Linked DNA regions of Homo sapiens: region 1 is linked to region 2. A link is an interaction called in ENCODE POLR2A ChIA-PET data of the cell type or tissue named here. Cell type or tissue: PC-9. All regions are shown on one strand. Links, peaks and the distances in the headings refer to the core of each region. The heading gives the core; the rest is flanking DNA.

What was found. Peaks named below come from ENCODE experiments on the same cell type or tissue, not always from the same donor. Only the 100,000 strongest peaks of a DNase experiment are listed, where the experiment ranks them.
Region 1: POLR2A ChIA-PET joins it to region 2 with 9 read pairs; 1 of 35 experiments calls an interaction of 5 or more read pairs at or near these places.

Annotation. Positions count from the first base shown.
Region 1 is chr15:69,552,613-69,561,906 of GRCh38, reverse strand. DRAIC (downregulated RNA in cancer, inhibitor of cell invasion and migration) reads right to left here and starts at 187. Exons shown (of 5, transcript NR_026979.1): 1 at 1-187. RefSeq lists enhancers at 2,842-3,343, 3,344-3,847. In PC-9, for the core only: no CTCF peak of the experiment used is centred there; a DNase peak (open chromatin) is centred at 4,356; H3K27ac peaks cover 1,630 bases.
Region 2 is chr15:69,992,102-70,001,395 of GRCh38, reverse strand. All of the region lies in intron 2 of LOC101929129 (a long non-coding RNA gene), which reads left to right. Among named protein-coding and RNA genes, the nearest start is that of MIR629, 83 kb to the left of the region's middle. RefSeq lists an enhancer at 707-1,208. In PC-9, for the core only: no CTCF peak of the experiment used is centred there; a DNase peak (open chromatin) is centred at 3,305.

The DNA.
Region 1 (9,294 bases), core at 2,968-5,467, 440 kb after region 2:
CAAGCTTCACAAGTCGAAACCCAGGTTTCTCTGCCAGAGCCGGGGGAAACAGAGCCCCTAGCCTGCCATTTTTAATTACATCAGGGCTGGGTGAGCAGGTAATCGCTGTGCATTTCAGTAAATTACCTCTCATAAAGGGGCCATCATGTTTGCTCATGTGCCCTTCTTTCCTGGAACCAGCTCCCTGTTTGCCAACATTGTATCTTCCCAGCAGCCCATGCGCCTGGTGATCGTCCTTTTAGTCAAGCTGGGGGACAGTCAGGTGCAGGGGGAGGAGGCAGTGTTTGGGCAAATATTGGACTTGGCCACACTTGCTGTTCGTATCAGGAACCCAATTGGTGTTATTGATTGACAGATTCGGGGACCAACTGTTTAGAAAGCTGAGCCCCCTCGGATTGGGCTAGGTGTTTCAACAAACAGCCCTAATGCTGGGCAAACAGGGCTGTTGGAAGAAGTGCCCAGCGTGTTAGCAGAGCAAACCAAGCACTGAGCAAACAGCTTAAAAGAATGTGGCCACCTCCACGTAACCTCAACCGAGGTATTGATCCCACCGGAGGAAAGAGAGGGGCCGAGTGGGGAACAGAGAGATACAAACCCCGGCAGAATGTAAATGTTATCTTTAAGCTGCGGCTGTCACGGCCCTAATGGGCATCTGTTTGGAATTTGTCTTCTTGCAAATCTTTAAATCCAGGTCAGGGCCAGGCACAGAATTTAATAACAACTTTTCAGAGAGATCGGGGCTTGGGACTGATTTCATTCCCCATAAGCCCAACTGGGACTCTTCTGTTCTTCTTAAAGGCAGCTGCCTTGCATGGAAACTTGCTGGGTGCAAGTCCCAAGCTAGAAAGAGATAAATCTTCTGAACACTGGTCATAAGGCTACAGGAGAGAAGAAGGAAATTCAGAAATAAAGGTGCTTTCTCTGACCCCTGAGCTGTCCATACAAGAGAGCTGGTGGAGTGGAAAGAATCCTGGACTCAGAATCAAGAAATCTGGGTCCTGCTGCAGCTGCTGGCTCTGACTGGCTGCCCCTTCTGTCTTCACCTCCCTGACCTTCAACCTCTGTATCTATGAACTGAGGGATGCAGTCCCTGCTGGGCATATTCAGGGTCAGGCCAGACAAGCCCATTCCAAGGTGGGAGCACACTCTGCAGACAGAAAACACTGTCCCAGTTTAAGGAATCGGGATATTTGCTGAGAGACCCTGGGAGATGCCCCTCCTGAGCCTGAGACCTTCTGACATCACCAAGTCGCAATGGAATGGACCATGGCTGTGGTTATCTATTTTTCTAGGTAGGTGACTGTTGGAATTTGGGTGTCCTTTCCCAAAAGCTAGATGGGCAAAGGGAATACATGTTGTTTGCAAATTCCTTGAAAAGTCAAAAAATCATGATTGCTTACTTGCTGTTATTTTTGAGACAGGGTCTCACTCTGTTACCCAGTCTAACAGAATCGTGCTCTGTCACACAGGCTGGAGTGCAGTGGGACGATCATAACTCACTGCAGCTTTAAGCTCCTGGATTCAAGCAATCCTCCTGCCTCAGTCTCTCAAGTAGCTGGGACTACAGGTGTGCACTACCACACTTGACTATATATATATTTTTTTTTTGTAGAGATGGGGTCTCACCATGTTGTCCAGGCTGATCTCGAATTCCTGGCCTCAAGTGGTCCTCCCACCTCAGCTTCCCATAAACAATGGGATTACAGCATGAGCCACCATGTCCAGTTGCTTGCCTTTTAATATTTTTGTAAAATAATAGGGTTAAAAAAATACTTGCCCTCTGTGTCTCAAATGAGGCCAGAGGACTGTGATTGGATATCACCCCTGGTCCACAATTTCTTGCCAAGAAAAAAACCACAGCACTCCTATCTTCAACTAGAGGCCATAGCAGTGTGAGTAACCCCAGGGTATTACTTGGCACTGCATTGTACAAGAGAATAGAGGGAACTTAAAACCTTTTGGCCATCTCTACCTCTTGGTATCTGCTCTCATGATGATAAGGAGAATCAGAGAAGGCTGCAACTCAGAGGAGGCATCTACTTTGATAGATCTTTAAACAGGGGCTTAACAGGGAACAGCCGCAGCTTAAAGATTACATTTATGAAAGGATACAGGCAAAGTGGTCAGGAGCTCGGGCTTCAGAGCTAAGTGCCTGGGGTAGAATCCCAGCTCTGCCACTCGTGGTGCTGTGAGGCCTTAGGCAGGTTACCTAACTTCTCTGAACTTCAACAACACTTCTCCCTGTGAAATGGAAACAATACCCCTGGAGGGACTGCCCCTCAGTGCGGCACCTCACCCACGATAAGCCCTCAGTAAATAATAGGGACTTTTATGGTTATTTTTGTGATGTGAGCAGGACAGACCCTAGTGAGAATGAGCTGTCATTGCCCATATGTGACTGCAGAGGATGCCTTGCTCCCAGTGAGGAAACCCACCAGCCTTCCCTAGAAAACCTACCATCAGAGCCTTGGGTCAGCACCGAGATTTTACCGTTCAAGTGGAGACGCGCACTTCGTTTCAAGTGTGTGGCCTATGAGAGCCGCTCGGATGGGCTTCCTCATCAGAGGGACCTCTCCAAGGCCTCCTCCTCCTGCATCGACCAGTAGCCCTGCCCTCAGCGCAAAGAGAAGGCTGTGGGGTTTGAAGACAAAGTTCTCCGGCATAGAGATGGGCCGGTCTATTACCTTCTGCTTATAGATGGGGCAGTGAATGCCCAGTGTAAGGAAAGGACTTGCCCGAGGTCACAGAGGAGGTCAGTGGCTGCACAGGTTTTTTTGTGGCAATAAGAAAATGGGCTGATGAGGCTGGGTCTTTAAAGGCAAAACCAGTGACAGGTTATCAGGGAGAAGTTTAAGCTTGCCTTAAAAGTGGAGCGGATGGGGGCCCAATTCACCTCCAGTAAATAGTTATGAATTAGGGTTTATCTACAGCAATTAAAAACAAATAAGTAAATCGTACCTGCATTGGCATGCTTCGTCTCAACCTACTGATATACCTACCCTCACTGGAAACGTCCATCTCAACTAAGGTTGTTTCAGAACCTTTGCTTTCGGAACAAGGGCACACAAACACGGGGGTAATTTATGATTGTAATTTATGACGTGTTAAGTAGAGATAACTATATTTCTCCAATCTGCATGGCCTAACATCTGGTTAAGTAAGGAAAATGGGCCCGGAAGATGTGGTATCGATGATCCCCCTATAAGGAGAAGTCTTAGCTAAGGTTGGGTGCATTTGGTGAGTGTTGAGCCACGGCCAACCTGCTTCCGGGCCTAGGGCACTCCCATCCCTGCCCCAACATGGTCCCACAGAGCTCAGGCACAGGCCACAAGGTTCCCAGCCTCCATCAGACCCCAGCTTTCCCCCTCTCCTGCTCTGCTCCTGGCTCCATGAGACAGTAGCATGCAGACTATGAACCAAGAAAAAGTTAAAAGCAAAAAGGAGAAAACTTGTTAAAACCACTGCTGTTTTTAAGGGTCAAGGAAGGATTCCTTGACCTGCCCTGGAGGCAAGAAAACAGGTCACATAAACACCACACCCCTTTCTCCAATCAGCCTAGGGTTACAGACTTACTTCTGTTAGGCAAAGACCTCCTTTCAAGAAGAGAATATGCTGGGCCACTCTGCAGATCTGGAGGAGTTTGGAGTAAGAGTGGGTGCCCCAGACATTGGACCAAGCATTCCACAGGTAGAAGGCTTGGAAGCTGGAAGCCCAGTGAACATGCACCTGGTTAGAGGGATCAGGAAGCCTCAGCTCTGGAGTGGATTAAGATGCAGGTAGAAACAGCTCAGAGTGGGTCTCTAATCCCATCTAATCCACTCTGGGCTCAAGGATCCCAGAAATCCCTTACCAAGCACTTTCTTTGTCTCACCCGCAGTGACCACCTCCCTCCCTTTCCCTTGGAAAGCCCAAGTTATCAGGCAGTGAAAGAACTGGCCCCTGACTCTGCTGCTATAACATCTCCCATGCCACACTGCTGCTTCTGAACATGCAGGCCCTTGAAACAGGAAAAGCAGTACCCACTTTCTCACTCCACAGCTCCACTCACAATTACCAACTGTTTACAGGAAAGACAATGAGAGTGCGTCCCCTGAGAGAAGGGGTTAATTATTACAAGTCAGGAAAACAGAGAGTTACAGTATGCTGACCCCCTCTACCTGAATACACAGTAACTAGTGCTGTTTTTGAAAACACCCAGGTTAGAGCCAGGTTTACATTTGACAAGCATCAGCTAATTACAACAATAATATGAACTACACAACAGCATCAGCATGGCTGATGAATCATTGAAAAGGCTGAGTGACTCTTAGAATGCCCAATTAATGATTCACCCTGTAAAAATGCATCTCCACGCTGGTGCCCAGATCTGGCTCATTATGTTAAAAGCTCTTACGCCACTGGGCCTTACATACAGACTCTAAATATCTTCAGAACTTTGAACTTTGAAATAAGTAAACACGAATATGCACTAACTAGGACTGGCTTCATGGGCACGCAACCTATGAGGCTAGTTATTCAGGGCCTGAGCTCCAAAGGGCACCACCCCCAACTTGGTTGAATGCTCTCTTGAAATTCTGAATAATTCTAGAACAGGGAGCCCCAGCATTTCCATTTTGCACAGGGACCTGAAAATGATGTTTCCAGGCTTGGGCTAAACTCTTAAAGAAGAAAGCAAGAGAAAGTGAGACACAGGAATCCACACATCAAGCCACTTTTGCCCCCATCTGAAGCAAAATGCCCCATTCTTTTAAAATTCTGAACAAGAGAAAGGTGTGGAATTTTTTTTTTTTTTTTTTTTCTGGAGGAAGTGTTTCGCTACATTAGAAATACCTTATGAGTAGGTCTGGCCCTGTCCTCTAAGCTAACCCCTCTCCTCCCTGACCACCCTCTGCAGAAAAACTCCTCTCTGACCTGCCGTGTCTGCAACCTGAGGTTGAGGTTGAGGGATAATTTCAGCTCTTTTCTGAGATAACAGAGAAGTCAGAGTCCTTGCTGTTTCCTTCTTCATAAAATGAAAGAGCATTGCGGGGGCAGCGGAAGGCAGAAGGGACTAAGTCAACCTTTCCCAGCCCTTTCTGAGATGTTCAAAAATGTTCACCCAGAGAGGGTCTCTATAGCAAAAAAAAAAAAAAAAAAAGAAAGAAAAAGAAAAAGAAAAAAAACCAAGTTTTGAAAACTCTGGGTCAAATAAAGTTAACTTTCTGAACTGGAGGACTTTCTCAGAACATTTAAAGAGTTAACAGGAATTGTGTGACTCTCCAAGCCTGGGGTGACAGCACTTTCCAAGCTCATTCTACTATAATTGATGTAACAACCCATCCACCCTGGGGAGTATTTACCATCAGGCTGAGGAATCTTGGACTTCAGAACCTCTCTGAATGCAGTGCAATGACCTGCACTGGTCATTGCAGAGCTCTGGAAGTACCCATACTGAGTGTTCACCTGGTCATATGCTTGGCTAAAATTTGCAGAAGTAAGATATTGCTGTATCCATTTTCTTTTCTTTCCTTTTCTTTTTTGAGAGGGAGTCTCACTCTGTCGCTCAGACTGGAGTGCAGTGGCACAATTTCAGCTCACTGCTACCTCCACCTCCCGGGTTCAAGTGCTGCATCCATTTTCTTAAAGAAAGGTCCTAAAATTGTGTGAGCTTTGGGACCCCCAAAACGCACATCCTCCTCTGCATCCATTTTCACATCTGGAGGCACCACCCTTACATCATAACTAACATCTTAACATGCACCCACATCTCGCATTTCATCTAATTTATAAATAACTGTAGGAGTTGAGTTGGAGCTGGTATAATGTCATTTGCTTAGTAGACTCATAATTAAACATTTTTTCATATTGGTTTTGCTCAGTTGCAAGGAATGTTAATTTTGGAGGCAACACTTTTTAAATTTCCATGTCACGATCATTTTCTTAGGTCCTGGGAAAGCATGTGGGCCCTGAGGACTAGGCCTACAGTGCAGGATGGATAAAATAGGGCTGCACTCAGCCAGCCTCTACAGTTCGAGAAATGCCATACTTATAGAGCAATACTGATTATTTTCATGGTCGTTTCCAATTCAGTGGAAATGTCGATTTAATATCTAATTCAGACTAAAGAGAGATTGGAGTGGTTGGGGGAGTCGAGTTTGGATTGCAGAAATTGAGCTTTTATTATTTTCGAGAAACAGCAGGTTTCCTTGAACTAGGTTAACAAGGTGTTATCTAACAAGACCTTAGGGGGCTGATTTAACGGTTAGGACAAGATTGTTGTGTAATTAGCTTATCAACTCTGTATATGTAAATGAAGGCTTTTAAAGTCTTAGGAAAACTGGCTCTTGCTCTTAAGTAATTTAACTGTTTCCCCTTGATGCTCTTCATTCTCTCCAGCTTGGACACTTCTTTCCTTAATTAAGCATTTATGGAAGTCCATCTTGTGCGCAGCACTGTGCCTAGGGATTGAAATATGAGTAAGACCCAGTCCCTGCTCTCCACCAGCCCATGGTCTAATCAGAGGTCCGCGAACCTTTTCTGTAAAGGACCAGATGGTAAATACTTCAGTTTTGCAGACCATCTCTGTTGCAATAATAACCCGACTCGGCCCTTCAAGTACAAACGCAGCCACGGACAACGTATCAACAAATGAGTGGCCATGTTCCAATAAAACTTTATTTACAAAAGCTACTTGGGCCATGGTTTGCAGACCCTCTGGTCTAAAGAGAGAGACAAAAATATAAATAATTTACTATGCAAAGATAGAAACTTAATTCTGTGCAATTATGGAAGCGCTAGCCAAGTGCTGTGGATTCACAGGGAAGAAAGAAGTAATTGATTTCCAGGAGAGGCCAGAAGCTTCCTGGAAGAGCCATTGCCTCTTGGTTCAGGCCTTTATGGTCCCCCAGTTGCTTTGTTCTTATCCATTTTTCCTCCCCATTGAGGCCAAGGGCTTCTGCGACCTGGCATCATTTTGTATCATTCCTGGGGCCTAGCTAAGATGTGAGCACAGGTCCTGCCTACAAAATCACAGCTTCTGAGTCAGCATCCAGTCAAATAAGGTTGATGTTGTTAGAGCAAAACTCCGATTGGGCTCTCACCCAGGCTTCAGATAAACACTTCTTGTTTGGAAAACCATGGTGCCTTTGAGGGGAATTAGACAATGTAATCTCCTCCTGCACGCAACCTCTGCTCTAACTCCTTTATTGTTCTTCCAGACACTTTCTCTTTGCATTTTCAATATCCAAATGCCATTTAGTTTATTGAGGCTTGTTTGCTCAGGGCTGGGCAAATAAAAGAACAAAGGAGGCTGTGAGCATCACCCCAGCCTTTGCTATCACGGGCTCTCAAGGTGAGCTTAGCAGCCTTCAGCACCAATCCCCTTAACAGGCTGCAGGCCAAGGTCGCTGGAGATGTGAGATGCAGGGCTATAAAGATGGGATAGGAGACAAGGCACTTTCTAAAAGGACTCCCGATAGCATATCTCCAATTCCACCAGGAACTAGGAAAAGGATGACACCCTGGCAATAACAGCAGGTAAATGAATTACTCACCCAGTAAAACTGATGGAGCTGATAACAGCAAGACCCAGAGATTGTTGGGTCAGAGGTTGCATCAGGAGACGGCTTCAGAGATTTAGGCTGTCGATCACCTTCATCAGCCTTTCTCCAAGACCTCTCCAAGTCAATATCCGATCTACCTAGGAGTACAGTGTGCTCACTGTGCCACCCAGGCAGGGGCCACCCCTAAGCCCTTTCTCTAGAAACACTCTGCAGCCCCCACTGCCCACTTGTTCCTGGTGTTCACCAGTGGGGGACAATGCTTGTGAATCCCCCAATATTTGTATGACTCTTGGGGAAGCTAGAGGAGGACAAATCAGAGAATGCTGGATCCAAAATATAACTTTCCTCAGGATATCAAATCCAGTTAGCACCAGCAAGCACCCTGCCCCTCCCCTTTGAACTCCCCAGGCTGCTTTCTGACCTGTAGGATGAATCTACGACTCTGCCTACCTGCCGCTCATAGCTCCTAGGAGTACAACTTCCAGCCACTGCTTCTCACGTGAAAACTCTCAGCTCAAGCACTGGAGGCAGAGTCCACTACACAGGGAGGCTAGGAGCCCGGGTCACTGACCTATATGAACTGCCACCAATAAAGAGCCTTTCTCTTAAAATGAGGAAGAGAAGGAAGAAGAGGCAGGTGAAGGCAGAATTGATTCATTTCCAGCCCCTGGGACTCTTTTGAGTCAATGGTTCCAGAACTGTAAAGTCTGTCTGTAAAGTCTGTAATTTAAACAAGCAAACAAACAAAACCTTCTACAGGTGTTGGGTGAAAAATCCCTCAGGTTTTTTCACCTTGGTGGGAAGGTCCAGGTGGTCAGATGACCTGGGGCATAGAATAATAAGGATAGAGGGGCCCTGTCTGGGGCTCTCCCAGGTGAAGTCAGCTCCTCATCACTGGCTTCTCATCAAGGATGGTGTAAAAGCCAACGGCGGCTCTACTTCATCTCCTCAAACAGACCCTTCCAAACTCAGGACTAAAGCTAGAGAAAGAAGGAGGGAAGGGAGGTGGCTTTGCTCCTGGCTCAGCTTCCATTGGCTGAGCTTCTACTGTGTGCCAGGCGTGCATTATCTCCTTTAGTCCTCTCACACTCCTAAGTGATGTGTGATAATCTTGTTTTATAGATAAGGACACTGACAACACTTTCCCTAGGTCCTCCTGCAACAAAGTGGCCAGGCTGGAAGTCAGCACAGGCCTGGCCTCAAACCCACGCTCTTGCCACTAACAAACTTCCGCAGAAAGAGAAGGAAGGTGTGTTTAATGTAAGTGTTAAATGTGTGACAGGAAATGGATGAGCCTGTGGGGGCTAAATTGACTTGCTGGGGTTAGGAGAATGGCATCCTGACTTGTTCTGATCCCTACTCTGACTCCTTTCTGATCCCCACTTCCCCACACATACTCTTGGTTGGGCCAGGGGATGCTAGCCTCAGCCCTTGGGATCCACTCCCACTTCATAAGAAACCAAAACCAAATGTGGGGTCCTGCCTTAGCAAAGGTGAGTGACAGGCAGAGCTGGGATGCTCTGTGCCCAAGGGCCCTCAATGGCCTGTACCTCCTCTCTACCACCTGGGCCCTTTGGCTCATTTCTACCCCCGCACCCCTTAAAGTCACCTTCTTGGATTAAGTCACTGTGCGTGCTGGCCTCTCCAGTCTCCTCCTCTCTCCTGGGGCATCTGAGACTCTGAGTCCTAAGCTGGAGGCTTCTCGTAGTCCCACAAGGCTCACAGCCAGGCCAGCCCACAGTTCTGCCCCAGC
Region 2 (9,294 bases), core at 2,326-4,825:
CTTATAAAACTGGGTTATTCTTTTTTTTCTTTCTTGAGACAGGGTCTCACTCTGTCACCCAGGCTGGAGTGCAGTGGTGTGATCTCTGTTCAGTGCAACCTCTGCCTCCTGAGCTCAAGCCATCCTCCCACCTCAGTCTCCTGAATAGCTTGGACTACAGACATCTGCTGCCATGCCTGGCTAATTTTTTGTGTTTTTTCTAGAGATAGGGTTTTGCTATGTTGTCCAGGCTTGTCCCAAACTCCTGACCTCAAACGATCTGCCCACCTCAGCCTCCCAAAGTGCTGGGATTACAGGTTTGAGCCACTGTGCCCAGCCAAAAAACTGGGTTATTCTTTTATCCAAGAATCATTTATTGGATCTGTAATATTTAACTAGTTTTCCTTCTGATTTCAAAAGTAAATCAATGCTTGTGTGGCAATGTTCAGATAGGGCAGATGAGCACATGGTCCAGAAGCCAGAGTCCCTCTAAGTGTCAGTTGCTCTGCCCATCAAATGGGGGAGACTTACACCCAGGAAGGGCTGAGACTGTGAGGCTCCTGTTGTCTTGCCTGGGCCTGGGCGACTGGCACCCTGAGCACTTCTCATGCTACTAAAGGAGTGGGAGCCCCCGGAGAGGGAGGCAAGAGCCGATGCTTGGTGGGGTGTGTTATGGGCATGTTTGCACCTGTGAAAATAAGTCTGGAGATGCTACAGTGGGTCCAGCCCTTGCCTTGGCCTTGTGGTGATGAGTCCTCTGTTCCCAGCCTTTGATCTGCAGCATTGCCCCCACCCCCTAGCCTGGCTCTTCTTGCTTCTTCTCTCTTCCCAGTACTGGGTGGCTCAGAGCACCCAGATGGAGCCCCACTGAGGCCTGCTGTCTCAGGGCAGGCAGAGCTGAACAGGCATCAGGGCTCTCAGCAGGAGGGAGAGGGGAGGATGGAAGAGGAGGGGAAATGAGAGGGGGAAGCTGATTCTGGGAGGCCTGGCTGGGGCTGGGGCAAAATACTTCAGGCTGGAAGGGGATCCTCTAAGCCACCTGAACGCCATGCAGAGTGGGGCTTGAAGAACTCAAGCTAGTTCCACCTTCTACAGGTGTCCCTGTCCTGCATAGGATTAATTTATTCATTCAATCAATCATTTGTTTATTCAACACATTTTTATTGATCCCCTTCCATATACCTGGCACTGTTCTAGGTACTGGGACAGAGCAGTAGATGGAAGAAAGGAAATACCTCTCCATATGGAGTTCCATTCTAGTGCAGGAGACAGACCATAAATAAGAGAAAGTAGAATGGATTATATGCTAGGGTGGATGAGTGCTGTGGAGAGAATAAAGCAGAGAAGAGAAATATGAGTGTCCGGGGTTGACATTTTCAAAAGAGTTGCCAGGGCGGGTGAAATGAGGATGGATGTGTGCGTCACCTAAAAGCCACATGTTGAAGCCCTAACCCCCAGTGTGATCGTGTCTGGAGGTGGGAACTTTGGGACGAAGCTAATTAGATTTAGATGAGGCCACGTGTGTGCCCCTCCCCACCACGATGGGATTAGTGTCCCTGTAAGGAGAGCAAGAGAGACCAGAGCTCTCTCTCTCTTCACCATGTGAGGACACGGCAAGAAGGTGGCCATCTGCAAGCCAGGTGCCTTGACCTTGGCCTTCTCAGCTTCCAGAACTAGGGAAAATACACGTCTGTGGTTTAAGCCACCCAGTCTGTGGTGTGTCATTACAGCAGCCTGAGCTAAGACGGAGCCTCTTTGAAATGACGACTTTGAGGAGAGACCTGGAGAAAGTGAAGAGGGGAGCAAGTGAACGTGTGGAGGAAGAACATTCTAGACAAAGGGGCAAAGGCCAAGGCCCTGAGGTGGGTGGGTGTCTGGCGTGTTGGAGGAGGAGCGAGGAGCAGTGTGGCTGGTCAGGGTGAGGGAGGCGGGAGCCATAGGAGGTGGGGTGAGCAGCAATAGGCCCCGTCAGACAGGGCCTCGTTGGTTGTATACAGTAGAGATTTGGGCTTTACCTCTGAGAAAATGGCAACCATTTTCAGAGTTGCAGAGATGTAGCACAATCACACTGAAGCTTTAGCAGAATCCGGTAGCCACTGGGTGGAGCCTAGGCTGTAGGGTCAAGTGTAGAATATGGAGGCGAGGTGGGAGGCTCCTGGGAGCATGTAGGTGAGAGGTGCTGGTGGCTGGTGCCAGGCTGGGAGTAGTGGGAGGTGGTCAGATTCTGGATATGGATGGAAAGTGGATCCAGCTGTGTTTGCCGGCAGACAGGCCGAGGTTTTCTCAGGTGGTGGTGCTGCCCATGGCCAGGTGGGCCGCAGGCCTGTGGTTCCAGCAGTCAGTCCACTCAGGAGTCCTCGACTGCCTATGGAGAGCGCTGGCAGGAGCTGGCAAGTGTGAGGCCCAGGCTGTCAGAGCTGGACTCACTCCTGGCCTTGCTGTGTGAGCTGGCGAGGCAGCCCCGTGGAAAGGTGGCTGAATGAAGTTTGGGGAGCACACAGTGGGGCTGGGGAGTGGCAGGAAGTTGGGGGTGATGAGAGCAGAGTCCAGAGTTGGACCTGCCTCAGCAGGGCCCTTTGCCCCGTGGGCTGGTGGGACCAAGACACGCTCCCCTGGCCCTGGCCTGGCCGTGAGTGCTGTGCTGAGGTAGGGCTGGCAAAACACAGGGGCTGTGTTTCTAAACTGTACCTCCTGCCTCTCACTCTCAAAGCCCCCTCTCCTCCGGCTGGCCCGCACTGAGGAGAGCCCATCATGGGGCCCAAGGGGAGCCACTGCAAGAGGCTCGGGAAGCAACTTCTCTGGGGCCCTTGCTTTAGAGCAATGGTCAGCAAACAGAGACAATACTCCCATTCCATGGAGGCATTAGCTGATGTCTGGAGACATTTTTGTGTGTCCCCACTGGGGCAGTGCTACTGACAGCTAGTAGAGGCCAGAGGTGCTGCTAAACCTGCATTACACAGGACAGTCCCCCAAAGCAGGAATCCCCTGAATCATCCGTCCCAACATGTCGGCAGTGCCAAGACTGAGAAGACCTGCTTTAGAGACACCTTAATTCACCAACCTTCCCAAGTGTGGCAGCTTGCAAAAAAATGGGCACAAATTCCCCCCAATACCGGTATGTACACCCTTTATCCCAGTAAGAGGTGAAGTGGATTTCTCTGCCTCTTGCGACTTGCACTGACCAATTGAATGCAGAGGAAGTTATGTCATGGAGCTTCTGAGCCCAGACCTCAAGAGGTCCTGCAGCTTCCACTGTTGTTCCCTTGGAGCCCCTGGCAGCAATGAGGAGCAGCCATGGGCGAGCTGCCAGATGAGTGTAGCTGCATGAGTGACTCCAGACAAGACCAGCAGAAGACCCGCCCAGAAGAGCCCAGCCCAAACTACTGGCCCACAGAAGAATGAGGAAATAGAATGGTGGTTGTTTGAAGCTACTAAATGTTGGGGCTGTTTGTTTTGCACTGACTACACTGACAGCAGGTGCATTTTAAAGGGGATGTCTGAGGACCTGTGGAGGCTGAAGTGACTCCATCTTGGATGCTAATGTGCCATGCTGACTTCTGATTAACCCCAGCTCCAGGAAAGCCTCTAAGATCTCTACTTTCATGTAGTTGCTGTAAATCCTGCCCTTAGATCAAAACAACCTTGATGTTACCATAAACACATACTTACTATAAATCCTGCCCTTAGGCAAATTCCCTATGGCATACGAGCCCTGGGTCTGGGGGTAGCAGTGCAGGCGTCCACCATTGCGCCTTGCAGCCACCCAAGACATGGGTTGTTCGTGAGTCCCTATTAAATGTTTCTTTCTGAGAACCTGGGTTTCTTGGCCTCTTTCTTTGGCCTCTCAGCTTCCTTAGGCTTTGGGGCTAGGTTTGCATAGAACTACTCACCATAGAACAGGATCATATGTTTTAACCCAGAGGATTAGTGGGCTCACCTCAGTCAAAGGAAGGCCGTTGAAGTGGATTTTGCCTCAGCAGCAGAATCCTTCCTGTTGATGAAATCACTCTAGGTGAGTAACTGCCAGTGCAGTCTGGATCCCGTGTGCGTACAGAACAGGCAATGATCCCGGCCTATTGGCCACAGGTGGGGTGAGAGGAGCAGCTGGGATAATGGAGAGCAGATTGGTGGCCAGCCGCTGGGCAGAGGGCGGGGCTCCGAAGTGAGATAGCATGGGCAGGACTGCCAGCTCCACCGCCCGCAGCCACCTAACCTTGAGCAGGTCGCTCTTCCTCTCCAGACCTCTGCTTCTCCTCTGGAAAGGGATGATAATACCTCTCTCAGGTTTATTGGGAGGATTAGATCAGATTAGATGAGACTATGTATATGAAGGACTTAGCACCGGGCCTGGCACTGAGAAGGTACAATAATGGCTTGTTGACTGATTAAACAGACACACTGTTTGGACTAGGGTTTGGCTGACAGTAAAGGGTATAAAAGGATCTTTCAGGCTGTGTGTCCTCTTAAGTGCAGGAGGGTCTTTCAAAAGAGAAAAAAAAAAAAAAAGAGAAGAGAAAAGAAAAAAAAAAAAAGGATTGGGAGCTGTAGGAACTAGGTTATTGCTAGATACTTCCAGAATGGATGTCCCTAGATGGAAAGGAAACGCGGGTTTAAATCAGTTTGGCATTGATAGCAGGAGGCAGGAAAACAGTTGGTCTTAATATTATTCCTGTGTGAGCCAGCATGTGGTGTGGGTTTTAATTTAAAGCAGGCATTTAGTGAGTTGATAAACAGGAGTGTGCACCTCCTGCCCTCCCACGCCCTGAGCCCCAGAAGAACAATTATCCTGGAGAGAAGATGAAAGGAACATATGGAAATGAATTCTAATAATATGGAGCAGGCAGGCAGCACCTGCTTTCTCACGCGGGCTTTGAGGGGGCTCGAGTCGAGACTGTGTACACACCAGCAGGTAGCAGAGGTCAGTCGAGGCCACCCTGACTGGTTCACTCCACTGGAGCAGTTCTGTGCTGTGGGATGGAGACGGGGCTGAGAACTTTTGGGGCCTCTGTTAATGGCGTGGTCTGAGGCATGCCTCCACTGGCGCCGTCTCTGCGGTGTTGTGCGTATTCAGATAAGCCAGGCTGATTGTTTTGTTTCATTGTTTGTTTGTTTTTTACCTTCCCCCAAATGCTGACACAGAATGGGCACATAAGAGGCCAGCCTCTGTCTAAGGTTACCAGACTCAATTTGGAGATAGTAGTTTGGATTCTCAGTTACAATTCTGGCATCCACTTCAAACCAATCAGGCAAAAGGGGAGATTGACTGAGCTGTGGGATTCACCTACAGAAAGAGCAGGGGCAATGGGCTCCATCAGCTGCTGTCACCAGCGTGGCTCTCAGGGTCTTTCACCCATGTCAGTGTCACTCTCTGAGACCGAGCACCGGACTGCTCATAATTCCCAGCCATAGATTTCCAGTTTTGCCAACAAGGGGAAAAGACTCTCTTTCCTTAGTTCCCAATTGAAAAGTCCCTAGGAAGGGCTCTGCAGGCCCTGCTTGAGTCACATCTCCCACCCCTGTGCCGTGGCCAGTGATGGGTGCACTGGTTCACTGTCTCCTCTGCAGCCTCACCAGTGGGTGGATGAAGGGAAGGGACAGCTCCCAAAAGAAGTGAGAGTGCTGTTGCCACAAAAGCGAAAAGTAGTGGGCAGTGTTGTCTGTGGGGCCACGGAAGTCATAATGGGGATTTCTTGAGTCATTTCTACTCTTCCTTAAAGCCCAACATAAACTCAAAACTCCATCCACGAGTCGGTTATCCATGCCAACTGAAATGTAGCTCACTATGCTGGCCCAGTCATATCCTCACCTCCTTCTGCTGCCCCGAAGTCCATCTCGGTAGTTTTACGTCTTTAATGATTCAACTTGGGGGAAAAATTAATCTTTACAGAATGAATGAGGTTGATTTTTATTTCGCAGTTGTTAAAGACAAATATTCTATTTCTGAGGACAAACTTGGGGCAGACTATTTTCCTCTAAGGGCCTCTTTACATAGAGAACACATGCTTACCTGACATGAGGAACAAAGAACGATCTGTATTATTGTATCACTTAGCACCAGGTTCAGCTGCATATAACATTGAATAATAATGGCTTCAATGCACTGGGGTTGTGTCTTACTCAGAAGTTTGGAAGCATATGCTGGGGGACAATGCTCCATAAGTCTCCCACGTTTTCATTTGTCTTATAAGCAGAGCCATGGGTGGCTTTTGTTCCAGATCATCTTTGCAAAGATGTTTTATAGGCTCAGAACATACAGATAGTGTCATTCTCTGTGTCAAAGGGTGGATTTGCTTGCTGTCCAGTATGATAAAGATAACGTCTTGCTCAGGGCAAGGGTGGGGAAGGTTTATTACCAGCCCTGTTGTAAAGGATTGGGACTTCCCAAGCTTGGGTTCCTCAGCTGTGACCTAAACCTCCTGCATTTGCAGCATCTACCTGGACTGCTTTGCATTGCCCCAAGGGACCTGGGGACAAGAGGAACTAATGCAAACTGACATGAACATGAACTTCATGCCACTTGCTGTAACATGAGTGATAAAGTCCATTGTCTCTGACCAGGATTCTCATGTCTTCTGCTAGTTTGCATGACACTCTGGCAGGTTAACTTGTTAACTTGCAAGTAGGGTAAAATTTCAGACCTTTCACAGTACTTGACACTATACAGTAAAGGGCTGAAATGGTGACTCCACAAAGTAATCTAGGCCAGGCTTCTTTTGCTTTACCAGTCTCAAGATTAGCTCATGGTGCAAGATGGCTGCTGGAGCTCCAGTCAGCACATCTGCATTCCCAGCAGCAGAAAAGAGGAAAGAGGAAGGACAAAGGCAACATCTCCCAGACCTCCTGGATTTCCACACAATACTCCATATGCATCTCACTGGCCATCACTTTATTTGGCTTTGCCTAGCTGCAAGGAAGGCTTGGAAATGTAGGCTTTTTATTTTTATTTTTATTTTTGAAGTCTCACTCTGTTGCCCAGGCTGGAGTGCAGTGGAGTTATCTTGGCTCACTGCAACCTCCATTTCCCAGGTTCAAGCTATTCTCCTGCCTCAGCCTCTGGAATGCTGGGATTACAGGCATGCGCCACCACACCCAGCTAATTTTTTTGTATTTTTGGTAGAGACAGGGTTTCACCATGTTGCCCGGGATTGTCTTGAAGGCTTGACCTGAAGTAATCCACCCGCCTCGGCCTCCCAGACTGCTAGGATTACAGATGTGAGCCACCACGCACAGCCAGGAAAATGTAGTCTTTAGGCACAACGCAATGCTGTCCCAGGCAGGGCTTTGTTACTACTGAAGAAGAGAGAATGAACTTGATGGGTGGCAACTAGCAATCTCTGTCCCAGTCCCCACCTCCTGCTGTTGTTCCTAGTCTGGTGGTAGAGACAGGAAAGAGTTCCTCATCTGAGCATAGCGCCTGCTGAGGAGGAAGAAGGAGAGGGGAGGCCCCATGGTAAACAAGTTTAGGGAAGGGTGCACTAGTTGCCTTACCCACTCTCAGCCAAATAAAACACCCTCTACTCCACCCCAGGAGCTCAAAATCTAGATGGAGGGATGGGCATGTGGATCATGAATCACAGAGCATGGGGAAAAGTAGTGATCAGAGCTGGGTTGAGGTCAGCCAGCCTAGCGAGTTGAAGGAGCACTGACAAGGGATGGCTACATTAACTGGAGATTAGGGAAGGCTTCCTGGAGGAGGCGATGCTTGACTTGAGTGTGGAAGGATGAGTACAAGTTCACCGACTCATGGGCTTGGGGTAGGGCTGCTAGATAAAATACAGGATGCTCAGTTAAATTTCTTTCTTTCTTTCCTTTCTTTCTTTCTTTCTTTCTTTCTTTCTCTTTCTTTCTCTTTCTTTCCTTCTTTCTTTCTTCCTTCCTTCCTTCCTTCCTTCCTTCCTTCCTTCCTTCCTTCCTTCCTTTCTTTCTTTCTCTCTCTTTCTCTCTTTCTCTCTCTCTCTGTCTCTTTCTTTCTTTCTTTCTTTTTCTTTCTTTCTTTCTTCTTTCTTTCCTTCCTTCCTTCCTTCCTTCCTTCCTTCCTTCCTTCCTTCCTTCCTTCCTTTCTTTCTCTCTCTTTCTCTCTCTCTCTCTCTGTCTCTTTCTTTCTTTTCTTTCTTTCTTTCTTTCTTTCTTTCTTTCTTTCTTTCTTTCTTTCTTTCTTTCTTTCTTTCTTTCTTTCTTTTTTGATGGAACCTCCCTCTCAGGCTGGAGTGCAGTGGTGCAATCTTAGCTCACTGCAACCTCTGCCTCCCGGGTTCAAGCGATGCTCCTGCCCCAGCCTCCTGAGTAGCTGGGACTACAGGCGCACACCACCATGCCTGGCTAATATTTGTATTTTTGGTAGAAACGGGGTTTCACCGTGTTGCCCAGGCTGGTCTCGAACTCCTGACCTCAGGTGATCCACCCGCCTTGGCCTCCCAAAGTGTTGGGATTATAGGTGTGAGCCACCGCACCCGGTCTAAATTTCAATTTTAGATAAACTACATATAATTTTAGTATAAGTATAGCTCATGTAGTATTTGGAGCATACTTATACTAAGAAATTATTTGTGGTTTATCCGAAATACAAATTCACCTAGCCTCCTATATTTTTATTTGCTAAATCTGGTAACTTTATGTGGGGGTGAGGGCATACCAGGTATGAGGAACTCACTAGAGAAGGCCAGGGGAGGGGGAGCTGAATGCAGGTTGGCAGGCTGGAGTGAGTGAGGAGGGGTGTTCAGAAGGGGTGTGGGGGTGAGGCTGGGAAAGGAGGCAGGGCAAGGCATTGTCCGCTTAATACTGATAAGGAGTATCTATTATCCAACAGTTATTGGAGCAATTACCATGTGCCGGGAACTCTGTCAAGCACTTTGGTATTGACTCACTTAATTCTCACGTCATCACTAGGAGGGAGGTGCTTGTATTATTTCCATTTCACTGATGAGGAAATCTAAAAGTTAAGAAATGGCCAGGCAGTGGTGGAGTCGGATGCAAACCCTGGTGTAGGCCAGGCTATTCCTCATTGGAATTTTTCATGGGGCTTCCTGGGCCTTATCTCATTCTCTCGGTCTTCCTGTGATGCCGGTGACGGTAGGCAGGGCCAGCAACCATGGAGCTGCCCTGAACAGAGGAGAGAGTGGGTGGGAGGCCCAGGCAGGTTCCTTAAAGGCAGGGATCCCCCACTCAGAGAACAGCTAGTCCAGAGGTGCCCACACCCTGCACCCAGGTGCCCTTATGGGAGCTGAGGTGCCCCTCTTTGAGGGAACCTTGCAAGCGGAGACTGAAAATGCGCAGGATTCCGGCTGGAGCACCTCTGCTTTTATGCACAGTCTGTAC